Regions from separate parts of the Mus musculus genome. Here region 2 is linked to region 1. Evidence: chromatin loops called from intact Hi-C (ENCODE). Cell type or tissue: left cerebral cortex. All regions are shown on one strand.

The links. A loop is a pair of places that touch in the nucleus more often than their neighbours do. Peaks named below come from ENCODE experiments on the same cell type or tissue, not always from the same donor. Only the 100,000 strongest peaks of a DNase experiment are listed, where the experiment ranks them.
Region 2: a loop joins it to region 1, with 2.0 times the contacts of the local background. A loop is called at or near these places in 2 of 42 quality-filtered maps.

The regions. Positions count from the first base shown.
Region 1 is chr3:137,617,171-137,625,170 of GRCm38, reverse strand. Ddit4l (DNA-damage-inducible transcript 4-like) reads right to left here and starts at 1,499. Exons shown (of 3, transcript NM_030143.4): 1 at 1,288-1,499; 2 at 898-1,039. The coding sequence starts at 988. In left cerebral cortex, no CTCF peak of the experiment used is centred here; DNase peaks (open chromatin) are centred at 1,716, 2,007, 2,872, 4,444 and 3 more places; H3K4me3 peaks cover 2,089 bases; H3K27ac peaks cover 3,471 bases.
Region 2 is chr3:137,509,214-137,517,213 of GRCm38, reverse strand. No RefSeq gene overlaps it. Among named protein-coding and RNA genes, the nearest start is that of Gm4861, 39 kb to the left of the region's middle. In left cerebral cortex, no CTCF peak of the experiment used is centred here; DNase peaks (open chromatin) are centred at 2,457, 2,773, 4,018, 4,666 and 1 more place; H3K27ac peaks cover 2,986 bases.

The sequences.
Region 1 (8,000 bases):
TCTCCTGGTTTTCTATGTCATTAGCTCACTTAGAGGGCACTGCTTGTTTTTTGTTTTTTGTTTTATTTTTTAAATTCCAACAAATAGATTCCAAATCATATCTGTATTTTTATCCACATTGAAGACAGACAAATTTAGAATTATAATATTATCTTATAGATGAAGAAAATCTAAAGAGCTTAAGCCACTTAATATATGCTCACACCACTCTTCCATAGTTGAATAGTCTGTCAGATTAGAAATTGACGTTTCAAGTTGCAAATGATGATTCCTGTAGAACCAGGGCTGTTCAAGTTTTCTTCTGACATTAATGCACAGTGGGTGCATTTCATAATAGAATCTTACTTAGCAACGAAAAGGAACTCACTGATGAGGTAAGTGTATAACTCTACAACATCACACGGTGGGAAAGCAAACCGAACTGAGAAGAGCATATACACTTATTATTTAACATTCTAAAAGCAAAACTAACGTGGTAACAAAATGCCGAAGGATGGTCTTCTGGAGACGGGAAAGAGAAGGATTAGGTGGCAAACAGAAAAGGGAGAATTTGGGGGGGGGGGGGGAGGGGGGACGGACGTGGTGGTGCTAGCTACACAAGTAAGCGCATGTCTTTAAACACACCCAGCCTGTACACTTAATGTTCCAACCATGAGATAGGGAACTTCATCCCCAAGAGCCTCTTAGCAGACTGGAACAACGCATTATTCCCCTTACGTTTGTTTTTGGTGGGCAGACAATGCAAAGGAAGTTTAGAAAGAGATCTCAGATGGGTTTCATAGTCCTCTGTGTCTCTAGGAGGAGATGAAGTCTCGCGCACTCAGGCAGGGACGCTTACACTAGAGAGGGGCCCCGCAACCTTCGGATAGGAAAGAGGTGGACAGCCCAGAGACTCACCACTTAGCAGACTCCCAGGGTGATAGCCACCGTCCAACAACTCTGAAATGCTGGCCGGGTTCTTACTGCTCAAACTGCCCGTTGCAACCATGGTCAACGGCTCTGTTTCCCTCGCGGAGCAGAACGGATCTTTCCCTAGGCGCTGGGAGGAAAAAGTGAGAAGTTTGCAAAAGCACGCAAGAAGTGCACAGGCTCCTCAGAGTCCCGGCATCGCCAGGGCGAACTAGCCCGGGCACTGCCCTTCCAAAGGGAGGGACCAGCCTTAGCAACTCAAGTTGACAAAGCCCTAGGAGCGGAGGCGCCAACTAAAGCCAACAGGCTGGAAGTAGCTGGAAAGTCAGCACAACTGGGAAGCGACCCTGCCCTATCCCGCCTCCTCGGGTCGCTCACCTGCCGGATTTCACCAGACGCTGAAGGGTAAACCGAGGCAGGCGCCCCTCAGTAGTCCGAAGCTTGGACAGTGGTCCCCTGCACAGTCCTGCAGCAAGCCGAAGGCTGCGGGCCACCGCGCCCACCAGCACAGGCTGCACCCGGCCGCTCCGCCTCCCGAATGGAGAGCGCTTTATAGGTCCCGCCTCTCCTCCTGGCCGGCACGCCCACCTGCGCCACTCGCTCGGGCCCGTGCCCCGGCCCGCCCCTGCAGGGTCAGGTCACCTTTCAGTTCCTTCCCAGGCAGGGGCCCAGGCAAGCCCCTGGGAGTTGGTGATCAGCCTCGCCTTGGGCGGACACCTGCTGCTTCCTGAGTTGGCCACTGGTCACCCTGAGTTGGCCACTGGTCACCCTCCTAAAGAGCATCTCCCTTCGGCCACTAACCTAGATTCTTTGGCGTGAGCCCCTGCCCACAGCTTGCCTGCTTCCAGGCTCAGACTGCTCAGGTTTTGGCTATGGAACTTTTCAAGCAGCTAGAAGCTCCAGGTCCTGTTAGGCATGACCCAAAACTTTGCTGTGTCATTCTGAATAAGTATTTGGCTTAGTTGACACTGTGCTCTGTGAGCATCCTTTATGCCCATGTTCTGACTCTAACCCATCAGCTCCAGTCCGCACCCAGTCTCCCCGCAGGTGGTCGGGATGTGGTAAGGGCTCTCTAGCTTCAGCTGCACTCAGGAATCAATGGGGCATCTTTGGGGATACTACATCTGTGACTAAACCGTTTTTCTCCGCGGCCAGGGCGAGCCTGGCCCTGTTCTAAGACCTGGCTTCGAAAGGCACAGAACTTGAATTGAAGAGGGCCAGTGCCAAGAAACTAAACAAAACCACTAACAGGATCTCAGTTGCCTGCTCCAGCCGCAGGATAGTTAGGAGCAATTGCCATTCCCAGAAGCAAAAGTTCCCGGTGGGCTTGTTTGGGAAGAAGTTTAAGCTTTAGTGGTCTTTAAAAAGCTTGTGGGGCATGAGAATAAAGAGTTGTCCTGCTAGGATAAGCTCTGCGACTCTTTCCGGGGAGTCTTGAGCAAGAGGGAACAGAGGGTCTGGGACACCACTAAAAGCACGATGCCAAACGTTTTCTTCTAACTTTACTAAGCCACCCTTCCTGCTGCCCTGCGCCAGTGGCACAGGGTTTGCAATGGGTGGGCGTTCCCAGCGAGGTTGCTGAGGTTGCTGAGATGGTTGAGGTGGATCAGAAAAGGAAGAGACCGAGATACTTGGGGTGAGGGTGAACCTCATTCAAGGCCAGGTTCCAGCACCACTCCCGCACACTTTGGGTCCCCACGTGCAAGGAAGGACCTGCAGGTTAGGGCCTTGAGAAGTAGGATCCGCTGTCCAGGCTAAAAAAACTCTCAGAAGGAAAAACAACAACAAAAGTGGTAAAGAGAGTGTGATAAACAGATCAGTGGGAGGACACTTGCAGGCAGAGCAACAGAAACTAAAGCCAGCTTGAAGGTCCATTTTTAACTCTCCCGAAGCAGCTGCACTGCTCAAGGTCAGGCAGGCTCAGGCACGGGATGCTGATAGGCTGGGGAAAGCAGATTTCCACTTCTATTTTAATAACAAAAGTGGAAAACAAGCAATCCCATTTAAGCCGGTTAGAATGGGTCCTTTAGCTGCTACAGAGCCGCTGGTCCTTATCTAGTCAGCCTTGTTAATGACAGCTGCGTCCTCCCTGCTTCAAGGAATGTTATTAGTGTTATGATAGTAAGTGATCAGAATGGACGTGGGTAGAATAGAGAAAATGCAGCATTTCCACTCGGGTATTTAGGCATAATTCATACTTCCACCGGGACAAAGTTATAGAAAGTTCTAGAATGTGGTATTTACTTTTGGCTCACCTAGCTACAATTTTATATCACTCTCTGGGCTTTTATCTCAGAAGGCAATTTACCCATATGCAAAAATTTCAAATAAGAGCATTCTTTTTGACTGAACGAGTGATGCTATCAGGAAGCTTAGGGCAGGAGGAATCAGGAGGTGTAGAGCATATACCTGCAGTAACCGACAGAGATTGTCTTTCTTAAAGGTCACCTAACATGATTTCAAGCCACATGCTCTCACCAACTTCTATCTTTGCATCTAAGTAGATGACTTAAGAAAATGAAATATTTTAAGGATTCAAACAGAATCAAGAAAAACCAAGACTACTGTATTAGTCAGGGTTCTCTAGAGTCACAGAACTTATGGATAGTAAAGGAATTTATTGATGACTTACAGTCGGCAGCCCAATTCCCAACAATTGTTCAGTAGAAGCTGTGAATGGAAGTCCAAGGATCTAGCAGTTACTCAGTCTCACGCAGCAAGCAGGCGAAGGAGCAAGAGCTAGACTCCCTTCTTCCAATGTCCTTATATTGTCTCCAGCAGAAGGTGTAGCCCAGATTAAAGGTGTGTTCCACCACACCTTTAATCCCAGATGAAAGGTGTAGCCCAGGTTAAAGGTGTGTTCCTTAAACTCTGAGATTCAATCTTCTGGAATCCATAGTCACTATGGCTCAAGATCTCCATACCAAGATCCAGATAAGGATCTCCAAGCCTCCAGATAAGGGTCACTGGTGAGCCTTCCAATTCTGGATTGTAGTTCATTCCAAATATAGTCAAGTTGACAACCAGGAATAGCCACTACAACTACGCTATTTTTTTTGTCATAAATGATACGCTCAATTTCTGAAAATGTTGTGGATGTAGTTCATAGCTAACAGAAAGCTCATCCTACTGATGTATCTTAGCTATTTATCACAATGCAGTATGTTTTACTACACCTCTAATTCCATAAATGTATCTGTGATGGCGCTTGAAATAAGAACTGTGTAGGAATAGAACTAATTGATTGAATAACTTGCTTGCCTGTCACACTTCACTATATGATAGCAAATTATCAAAACTGAAGTAAGACCTTTCATTTTAAGGCAAGCTTACTGTCTTATCTCTATGATTTACTCATCTGACATTCAAAAAGAAAAATAGCAATATTAAATGGCAACTGTAACTGATGTGTCTGCAAACAGTGAAGTTCTGGGCTCCCTTGTGTAACTGTGGCATTCGTAACGTCATTACTTGCAGAAAGCACACTTACACAAAGATGCTTTAATATACGGTTGAGGAAATGCTGGCATCTGGTGCCTCATGACTTGGAATGCTTATTACATTTTGCCAGCCAATTTTCTCATTTTATCCAATATAAGCCATTGCTCCTGAACGTTTGTGAAGACATTTAACGTGCTGCTGCATTCCTTTCATAATCTAACACCCAAGGAAACTACCCAGGTTCTCTAATCTCTACTTTATTTCTGAGCAAGCTCATGGGGCTATTTGCCAGGACTGAAGGACAAACTCCTTCAACTGATGCTAAATATTGTATCTTCCATATAAACAATGTGAAAGTTTTACATGTACACATCTCTGATTTCTGTTCATTGTGGTAAATTTGTAAACGAAGCGTGAGGAGTCCTAGTGTTTTAACTGCTGAGATCAAATCCCTGAGACATCCCAGGGGAGGAAGGGTCTATTTGGCTCACAGTTTTAGGGGAGACAGTCCATGATGATAGGTTAGGCATAGTGGCAGGAATCCTGGAAAGCTGGATATGATGTCTGCAGTCAGGAAGTGTTAGCAGACAAGAAGTGGAGCTGGGCTATCAAGCCTCAAGGCCCACCCCCAGTGATCCACTTCCTGCAATGAAATGCCTCCCCTAGAAGGCTCCACACTCTTCCAAATCAGCGCTATTAACTGGGGACGAAGTGTTGAAATAATGTGAATTTATGGAATGTCTCAAAGGCTCAGTGAGGGACATTATCATTATTGCTGTCCTACTTGTTCTGAGACTCTAGCTCTACAGTTCTCCTGAAGTGTGCTTAGAGTAGAAGGAAATTTATGGTCTTCACTGTTTGCAAGATGTCTGGAAACCATTTGCCACTGAATAAGAAATTAAAGAAATATTAGAATACAACTCACCACTGTGTAGGCAACCAGGTAGGAGACCTGATGTTATATAAGAAAATTATACACTATAAAGTACTGGGATGGTATGATGACTCTGAGGGTAAAGACCCTTGCTGTCAAGTGAGAAGACCTTAGTGTAATCCCTAGGACCGACACAGTATAAAAGGGTAACCCACCCACACAAGCTGTCCTCTGATGCCCATTCGTGCACCATGGTACCCAGTATACCAATGCAATAAAGATTAAAAATTCCCAAGGTGATACACAGTTACCTGTGTTAACTTTTATTAATTCAAGAAACATTTTATAGAAATAAATGAAATTTATATACTATTAAAATTATTGATTGTAGAATTCTAGTTTTTAATGTTTTTCCTTCTATTGATATCAATCTAGATATCATTTTTTTCATTTGTCTTTGAAAAAGCTCAAACCAGTAAGATTTCCTTTAAATGGCTCTGCATGCAGTATGAGTTATTGAATATTGTAATATTCACACTAGTTAAGTTAACATGAAGTTTTACCTGGTATAAAACCAAACAAGGCCTAATATAAAAGATACCCAATACCTGCTGTTAAAAGCTGTATCTTTCAGTAGCAGAAGGCAGTGCAACTTCAAACTTAATCAGAAAAACTGTTACCATAGTGATTTGTGTCTCAAAATAGTTGTATGGTTTTATTCTGGTCATAAACAATGACACATATTATCTCTAAATAAGAAAATGTGAAGTGTTTAATTACATGCATGCAAGATCTGTGTTCCCTTATTGAACTATGGAAGGGTTTACAATTCAGGTGACTAGTATCAGACAGTGTCAACCAGAAACATGGAGGAGGTCACATATTTTTCTAGGGATGCATCTTAAAACTGTTCAAAGTCTCCAATTTGAGAAGACCCTTGTCATATACACTTTACCTGGAATTCTACATAGGTAGATAGTCTTACATGCCCATGTAGTTATCCATCCTTCAACAGCACCCCTCCATGGACCACTCCAGTGCCCTAATCTAGTGAGTCCTCTTAGGTCTTAGGCCCTTTACATCCTGTCCCACCAAAACTACACACTATTTTATGACACAAATCTGTGGGTTGCTGTAGAAGAGGATTCAACCTAAGAACTTACCCAAAGTGTTGAGTAGATACAGGGTTCTGTTGGGTGGTCCACGTGGCATTCTGCAGCTGTAAAACAGAGTGAGTTAAACCATGGAGTGACTCCATGATGTACATCCATCTCAGGGAGTAGAAGTTAGGTGCATGGGCTGTGGAGCCCGCCTGCCTGGGTTTGTATTCCAGAGAAGGTATTTGATAGCTTGGTAAATATGAATAATGAACTGGATATTTCTGTTGGAACAGTTTACTTTTTAAGATGAGAATTAAAATAAGTTTTCCCTATTAGAGTTATAGGGATTCAGGTAATGAGACTATAACTCACTGTATAAATTTTAGCCATGATTACAGTGACAAAATTTACTGTACCTTTGGAAAAAAAAAACCCTCCAGTGTTCTGGTGACATTCTTATGATAACATTGCTGGGAGAATGTTTGTATGAACTCAAGAGTATGTGTACAAGTTTTATCATTTGTGCACAGGAATTCATTTGATGATGTTCTGAGTATTAATTACAGGAGACATTGAAAATACAACAGAATGCCAGGTAAATATTATTTCTATTCCAGGAGAATTATGGTTAGATAAGCAGCAGATATACAAAATTACCATTGCATTGGTTCACTCTGTTGTTTCTGTGAAAGAATACCTAAGGTTGGGTAACTTATCAGAGCAGAGATTTGTCTTCTACAGTGCTGAATTCTAGGAAATCCAAAGTCAGTGAGGGCCGAGTCTGGGAAGGACCTCTCTTGTGTTGTTCTGTGGAGAAGGCAGAAGAACAGAAGAGCATTCATGAGAGAGGATGAAAGGGACAGGGGATGGAAAAGTTGAGGGCAAGGGGGGAAGAAAGAAGGAGGAGAGGACATGGAAGAGGGAGAGTGGCTATTCTTCGTTAGGAGCTCAGTTGTGTGGTAACTAGTCCCCTCCTGTGATAACTCATAAGGATTGAACCCTCATGACCATGCTTCCCCTTCAAAGGCCTAATGCTCAGCGCTTTCTGCACTGGGGGATTAATTCTCTGCACAATGAATTCTGGGGACATATTCAAACTGCAGAAGCGTGAGGCTCTCAGAGGTGGTATGGGTAAAGCAAGGGCGCTGACACATACATGCTAATGTATTTTTTGAAGGATATTCTGTGGCCTGATTACACACTGTGTGTTTCATGGGCACTGCTTAGAAAAATTTCAAGTAGCACATAGTCTCAGGCTTCCTCCTACAACCACTGAACCAGAACCTGCTTTGAGACAAGATCTCAGACGATAGCCAAAGTTTAGGAAGTGGATGGTTTCAGTTGAAAAGGAATGACGAAACCATTAAAGCTATTTATGACTCATAAGACAATTTCCAGGCCAGTTAATAAAAACATTATAAAGCATGTAGTATATGAAAATGCATCCTGCAGGTAAGGTAGATCAACTCCTGCCCAGTCATATGTTTGTTGAGCCTCTGTTATTTTAGTCAGATATAATGGCTTTATTGGATCTCAACTATCTTGTGTGGTTCCTAGCAATTGTGCTTGGCTCATAAAACTGCACACAGCTCTGCGAGGTAGACCGCTTGACAGAAAGGACCATATTATATAAAAACTAAGTCCTACTTTTAATAAACCTGAGGCACTATAACATC
Region 2 (8,000 bases), 110 kb after region 1:
AGTGATTGCCGTCATGTGTGTTTCCACTGGTGACCCCAAGTTCTAGTTAGCATTAATTGTCAAGTTGGCCCAGCCTCGAATCACCTAAAAATATTGTTATTTGAATAGTTATTGTTATTAAATTGGTTTGTGGACCTGTCTGTGAGGAGCCACCTTGATTATTTATGGATGAAGAGGGCCCAGTTCACCATGGGTGATACCACCACTAAGCATGTTGGGTTGTCTTGGGTGGATAAAAAGGTTAAATAAGCAGAAGACAGAGAGCAAGCCTGAGAGAGAGCCAGCAAGCAGTGTTCCTCCAAGGTCTCTGCTTCTGGTTTCTCCTCTCAGTTCCTGCCCAGATTCCCTCAGTGAGTAACTTTGGCTTGGATGTGTACTCCAAATGAATAATTTTCTCCCTTAAGTTGATTTTCTTCAGAGTGTTTTATCACAGCAATAGAAAAGAAACAAGATTACTCCACTGAGCACCAATGGATAGAACCAATCAAATACTGAAACAGATTGCCTTGGTTAAATTAAATCTTAGGTCTTTACACTTGTACTCCTGAGTATACTTCCAAAATACTCTCTCTCTCTCTCTCTCTCTCTCTCTCTCTCTCTCTCTCTCTCTCTCTCACACACACACACACACACACACACACACACACACACACACATTCATGCACATAGATGCCCCACAAACACATAAGATGTGTAATAGATCAATAGAGATTGTAGTTTTCCTTATGTCCATGTTCTTGGTCAGCTATGCATGATTCTTAGCAATCATAAACAATTACTTCATCTAGTACAGTGGTTTTTAACCTCCCTAATGCTGCAACCCTTAAAATAGTTCATTATGTGGTGACTCCCCCAACAATAAAATTATTTTTATTGCTATTTCATAACTGTAATTTTGCTACTGTTATGAATTGTTATGTAAATATCTGATATGTAGTGCCCAAAGGTGTATTGACTCACAGGTTGAGAACAGCTGATGTAGTCAGTCCTACTGAGAAACAGCCTAGACTCTGGACATTTTAAAGATACTCAGAATAATGAGAAGAGAGTGAAATTTGCTCAGGGGCTAAATTACAATTTTAACTTGCCCCCCCCCCAGGTGATCACACTTAGACCTGATTTTTAATACCACCTGCATGCTGGATCTGACCTGGACAACTCCGTCCTCTGGACTCCAGACTATGCACTTGCTTGCCATCTTGACAGCTCACTTGGCTTCCTAACTTTAAACCTAACAGGCTGAAAACAAGTACTGTTTGTTCTTACCAACTGTTTCTTCTCCAACTCTGTCAATGACAAAAGCATTATATTTTAAAACCTTTTAAAATCCTGTGTGTATGGGTGTAGTGTCTCAATGGATGTCTCTGCACCAGGTAGTGCCTTGAAGGCCAGAAGAGAGTCTCAAGTCCCCCAGGACAGATGGTATGTGCCATCCAGTAGGTGGTAAGAAATGCATGGTTTTCTGGAAAAGCAGCCAGTGCTGTTAAATCCTGAGCCATTGTTCCAAGTCCCAAAATGCTTAAGGCCCTCAGTCTCCAAACATTGCCCTTTCTTGCTTCCTATCTCATAAACCATATCCAGTTCCGTATCAGTCCCTAAAGGATTTGGGTTTTCAAAATATGTCCAGAACCTGACCATTCTGTAATCCCATACCACAACCATATAAATTCAAGCCACCATTATCTTTTCCGTGAACTGATTGCCAACTAGTTTAAAGAGAGTTTTCAGTGACTCCTTTAGAATGTAAAATAAAATCTGTTTTCTATAATCTTCCAACCATTCACTCTGTAAGAACAAACATCTACAAATCCTGTGATACCTTTAACCATCCCTTCCTCACACTGCCCGCCAACACTCTACTTTTTTATTTACCAGTTCTAGGTACTGGCTCGCTTTTCTTTGTTGCCCAAGAGTCTGCACTCAGCGTTCCCTTCTCCTGGAACACTTTCATTAGACTGTGAAAAATCACCGTCTGTACTTGTCTCTCAACGTCTAGATTAGGACAATTACTTTCTCTCATTGCCATCTTTTGAAGTATGAGTGATACCAACCTGGAATAATGTGCTGTCAGTTTGGATTTCCTCTAGACACCATCTTATCCTTTTGTTTAGCTTCCTCTGAATTACTGTAATTTGAATGTACCCTAGTATCATTTCTTTTCTGCAGTAACCATGAATAATGCTATCATTAGTACTGTACTGATGATGTGTTGGTACCAGGAGAGGCCGTGGAGAGCAGGACAACCAAATGAGATTCTGGAATAATCTTCACCAAATTTGTGGAGTACAAAGATAGACAGAATCTTGCATTAAAGTCTGATCCTGATGGGTCTTGATTGTTTTGTTTCTTTGTTGATGACCCCATTTTCTGCTACACGATGGTAAGGTGCTACCTGGGACTGCCAAGGAAGAGGTAGCAAGGACTCCAGATGATTAATAAGATAGGCATACTCTAGAGGGCTGGATAAAAACATCTTGAAATATGAGTGGGCCAGAGAGTATAAACTGATATCCTGTCTGAGTTGCTACAACTTACGTAATACCCATGCCTTAGAAAAAGGACATACCTAAAATTAGCATTTTGAAGATCATGAGCATATTTCTATATGTCTTTTTGCTTGTTTATTGATAATTCATGAGGTTACACATTTATTCCATATCTCTGGTGATAATGAGCTCTATAAGTTGGTCTTGGCTTATAACGCAGGAAGATCTGCTTTCATAACTTAGCACACCTATTAATAAAGTAAGTGTATGTGGCAGACATAGATGTTCTGCGAGTCCCTGGCAAACTGGATTGGAAAATCAACAGTTCAGAGAGTCATGGTTCTGGAGTAACTCCATGCCCTCCTTTACTGACAATCTACTTTCTATTTGCAAATTAGACTCTGGCTTGCACTAAGTTCTGGCAGATACTAAACACTCCATTCCAAGTTATAGAACAATTATGTGACTTGAACTTTACATTATTTTGAACTATTACCTGATCCACAGAGTTAAAAGGGGAATATAAGCAATAACATTTTACTAGAATATTGAAGCGCTGTATGCAACTCCAATCCTGAGTATGTTGCCTACAGGAGCGAATGGCTCATGAACACTGTGACTCCTTCTACTGCACTTCAGTCTTTCTCTGAAGTGACTGTGATTTCATGGGGAGTTCACAGTGGTTGCCATTGTGGACAAAAAGCATAGGTCACAACAGTTATACCCAGTTGTGACCTTGGAAGATGGAACAAGGGAACTTTATGCCACTCCATGATAAGGCCAAAGCCAAGGATTTTATGTTTATCTCTCTTGAGATGAGAACATGCACCCTTTACCTGGAGGAGGGACAAAGGACAAGGGTGAAGGGAAAGACCATACTGAGTATCCTTGTCTTGAACTGTAGGCCGACTTTCACCCTATCACTCTGGATCTCTCTGCCTGAGGAAACAGACTTGTGTGAGTCGCGTCGGAGGCATCTTTGAGCTTCAGTTGAGTGGCCAGTGGGCATCTAAGCAGGGGATTACTAGAAGGAGGCAGGAGATGTAGTTCTCCACTTCCCCTATGTGCTCACTGTAAACCAGCCATCACCTTGGCTAGATCAAGCATGGTTTTTTTGGTTTTTCTTTTTTTTCCTCCAGGGTTACTGTTTCTTCATGACTCTCTCGTTCTGTGTTCAGGTAACTGTCCCCTGCCCTTGAGTGTTATTGGTTGTTATAGCCCTTCTCCAGCCCTGTGGTTCCAGTTCACTCTGCCCACACCTTCATAAACAGAACCTAATTTAAACTATGCTCCCAAATTATCCAATTTGAGAGAACCATCTGTTTCCTATTTTGAAAAATGCCTCACACAGCCATCTTGACTCTGAACTACACAGTGTTTATTATTTAGAGTTCAGGGAACTGCAAGTGATATAAATATTTCAACCACCCTCGCTTAAGCTACAAAAGCATATGGATTTATTGGGCTGCATCACTCGAAAGTCCAAGCAATGATTTTGTCCACAGGCACGGCTGAATCCAACAGTGCATGTGACGTTGGCAGGGCTCCCTCCTCCTCTTGGCTCTCATGTGTGCTGTCTTCCTTTTCAGGCAAATACTTTCTACTGAGCGACAAATAAAAGACACTGGCAGTTCTCGCCTTACAGCTGATACAGCCCAGAAAAAAGAACCTGAGAGATGTTGTGTCTTAACACACATGGTGACATTATCCTTTGTGAACTGTTAGAGTGCCACTAAGGTTGCTTCCCTGGATGTTCACGTATGTATCCCAAGTTAACAAATCCTCTGCAGCCTGGTTAAGGAATGGCTAAAAATAGAAAAGAATACTGCTCAGTGAGAGCACACCATCTTCTAGTCCTCAGAGTTCTTTCATTTTGAAATATAGACTTGAAAACAGGGAAGAAAACTGTTGAATGAAGTGAACACCGGCTTCTACCCTACATTTGATGCTATTCTTCCTAGAATACAGACTCACTTGTCTGCCCAGATAAAAGCTTGCATAGCAAATCCATCAGGCATGGTCTCTCAGCTTCATTCTAATTGGTGAATGCAATAATTTGGTGAAAGGGGGTTTCCTAGGGTGAACAGACAGGTAGCTCTGTCCAAAAGGCTGTGCCAACCTCGCATTTCTTCCTTGGCAGCCAGTTCTACAAATATGACTTGGAATAGACAGTATGCAGCTTTGAGATCAGGAGGAACATTAAGGAGCCAGATTGTCTAGGATGGAGGGTGTAGAATAGCCTCTGTAATAGGTAATAAGTAAAGCAGCTGGTTATAGTAGGAGAGGGAACAGACAGGTAGAGCAGGCTGGGCTCCTCAAGGGAAGTACCCACAGTTAGGCAATTAGTAGATCCATGGGAAAGCACAGGGAACTCACATTAAGATATACTGTGAAAGTGGCAGATATGGAAAACAGCTTTGCCAATGGTATTAGGAGACTGGCAGGAAGGAAGTTAGAGCTATTCAAGAAAGGAGATCCTAGGGTCTAGACAAGGGAATTCACAGCTTCCTATGTGAAAGTAAGACAAAGAAGTAAGGGAATTCTTCAGGATGAGAAAAATACATGTTAAGAAATGGTACACGGGGACCATTTGCCTATACATTCTTGGACACATGCATCAAGGCAGAACTCAGAGCATGTAGATTCCATGTAGCACCTTTCAGGAATGTATAGCTCTTTTTCTGACAAGCTTTTCACGTGTTTTCCTCAATAGATTTTTATTCAATTGTTTGTTTCTTTGTGTTTAGGACCTATTATTATGAAGGGTAGTGTCATAAATGGGGTGAGGAACCTGGGTTTTAGTGTCTGACAAGATGGCTTTTGAATATCCACTCTGCCATTTAGTAGCTAAATATTTTGGGGGTTAAATGACTGGACTTTATTCATAAAAGTTGAACACAATTCCTACTTCATGGAATTGTTGTAGATAATGATGTAGATTATATACCCTAAGTGACTGTCATGGTAATCACAGGGTGAATGGTAGCAGATATTATTGAAAATTCCTTAGCCGGAATGGATTTTCCAGAGTTGTTGTTCTGGGAAATTGATAGTGATATTAATAGTTACTTCCCCTCTTTTTAAAAACTTCACTTTTAGCTAGCAAAATAAGCAGACCACACTAGATTTCAACACTTTTTTACATTTTGGTTCTGTTGGGGGGAAAAGTGTGAGACTTTCCTGTGGTTTGGCTTTGTTCCTGAGAGCAGAGGTCAAAAGGTTATATTCATTTACTCTGTTAGCCTGACTCATCCTGGCTCATGGGATCATGGGTAGATTTTGCTGAGATATGGGAATCTAGCTGGACTTTAACATGGGCTCAACACTTTGTGATTCTGATGCTGGCATAGAGCGAGGTTACACTGTTGAGCCTCTCTTCACCAGCTGAAATTTCTTCTTTTTTAAACTATTGTGGTTTCTATATTATCAGATAGATAAAGGGGGAGGCATAGAGAGCCATGAAGGCTGTAGCTTGCCAACCAGGTACAGTGTGCAAATTAAGGAACAATGTTCTGAGCCTTTTGCACATTAGCTGAAGATGATTTAAGAGTGATGTATCCACTTTGCTCTCATGAGCTTCAGGGTTGTTCTTGTTGACTAGAGACGTAGCTGGAGGAAGAGTAGATGTCAGCGTGTAGGACTGAATGCGAGGAGTTGCTTTTCTCATTTTCTCTTGATTTTACTGAGGGAAACTAGTGGTTATGTGTGGATATGTTCATTTAAAATAATTTGCTTTCTGCTGATTCTAATATGGAGACCACTATCCTGTATTTTGGTTCTTTAACCAGATTGTACTGATGCATTCTTTCTTAATTTCCTGGTAATAAAAGAGAAGTTATGATATAGGTATTAAAATGGACACTTGTCTATATGAAGCAGAAGAATCTTGCTAAAGTTATCTTTTTAAAAAGTCAAGGATGGGGCTAGAGAGATGGCTAAATGCTGAAATCTGTGGCTACTCTTGCAGAGGACCTGGGTTTAGCTTTCGGTGTCCACATATACTTGGCAACCATCCATAGCTTCCATTCCAGAGGAAAGGAACACCTTCTGGCCTCTGAGGGCACCAGGCAAAAAAAATATTCATACATATAAAAATAAATACACCTTTAAAAAACTCCAAGAATGACTGTTTAAAGCTCAAATTTTTAGTTTTGGTAACCATGCATCTTTATTTTGAAATGTCCCTGAGAAACATTTCCAGATTGCAACGACCATCTCTGGTGTTTATACCTCCCCTCAATAAGGATGAAGCGAGAGCTTCAACATTTGTGAATTAAATCTTCAGAGGGAGGCAGTCCGCATTCAGAGCTCTTGGGATAGAAACTGGAAGGAGGATATTTGCTTAGCTTTGGTTTATTTGTTTTGCCTCAAAGACCATTGTTTGACTCTTAGTTACAGGTCTGTGTCCTCAGAACCATTTTGTGGCTAAAGATTTGGGTCTGCATCTCTGCAAGGAAGCAGCTCCTGGTTGCAGTTACCTGGAGGAGAGGGGCTGCAGTTGCTAGATTTTGCACACACTGGTCAAGGTCAATCATTTCTCCTTTCCTTTCCTTTCCTTTCCTTTCCTTTCCTTTCCTTTCCTTTCCTTTCCTTTTCTTTTCTTTTCTTTTCTTTTCTTTTCATTTCATGGAAGTAAACCATTTTTCACATTTATTGAAAACAGATTCTATTCTTATACAATATATTCTGATTATAATTTCCCATTACCTCTACTCCCCCCACTTCCTCCCTACATCATCCCTTACCCCAGAAACACTCTCTTTCTGTTTCTCATTAGAAAAGAACAGGTTTCCAAGAGACAACAGTGAAACAAGACAAAAATAAAATTAACTGGCATATCAATGTTAGACATGGCACCTGAACAGAAAGAAAAGAATCCCAAGGGCAGGGACAAGAGTCAGATACCGATTTGTACTCACAGTCAAGAGTCCCATAAAAGTAGTAAGCATTGTGTATAACATACACACAAAGGACCTGGTTCAGACCCTTGTAGATTCTATGCTTGCCATTTTAGTCTCTGTGAGCTCACATGCACCTTGCTTAGTTGACTCTAAGAGCCTTGTTCTCCTGGTGTCCTCCACTCTGACTCTTTAACTTTCTGGGTTATAGATTGTAGGTTGTTTATCATTTACTAGACAGGTAATATCCCCTTATAAAAGAATACAGACCATATTTATCTTTCTGGGTTTGGGTTAAGGTCAATCATTTCTTTTTTTCTTTTCTTTCTTTTTCCTTTCCTTTCCTTTTCTTTTCTTTCCTTTCCTTTTCTCTTTCTTTCTTTCTTTCTTTCTTTCTTTCTTTCTTTCTTTCTTTTTTTTTTTTTTGGTTTTTTTGAGACAGGGTTTTTTTGTATAGCCCTGGCTGTCCTGGAACTCACCTTGTAGACTAGGCTGGCCTTGAACTCAGAAATCCACCTGCCTCTGCCTCCTGAGTGCTGGGGTTAAAGGTTAATCATTTCTAAATACTTGTACTTGGAACAGAAGAGAGCTTGCCCACTTCCCATGTGTCTGGGGC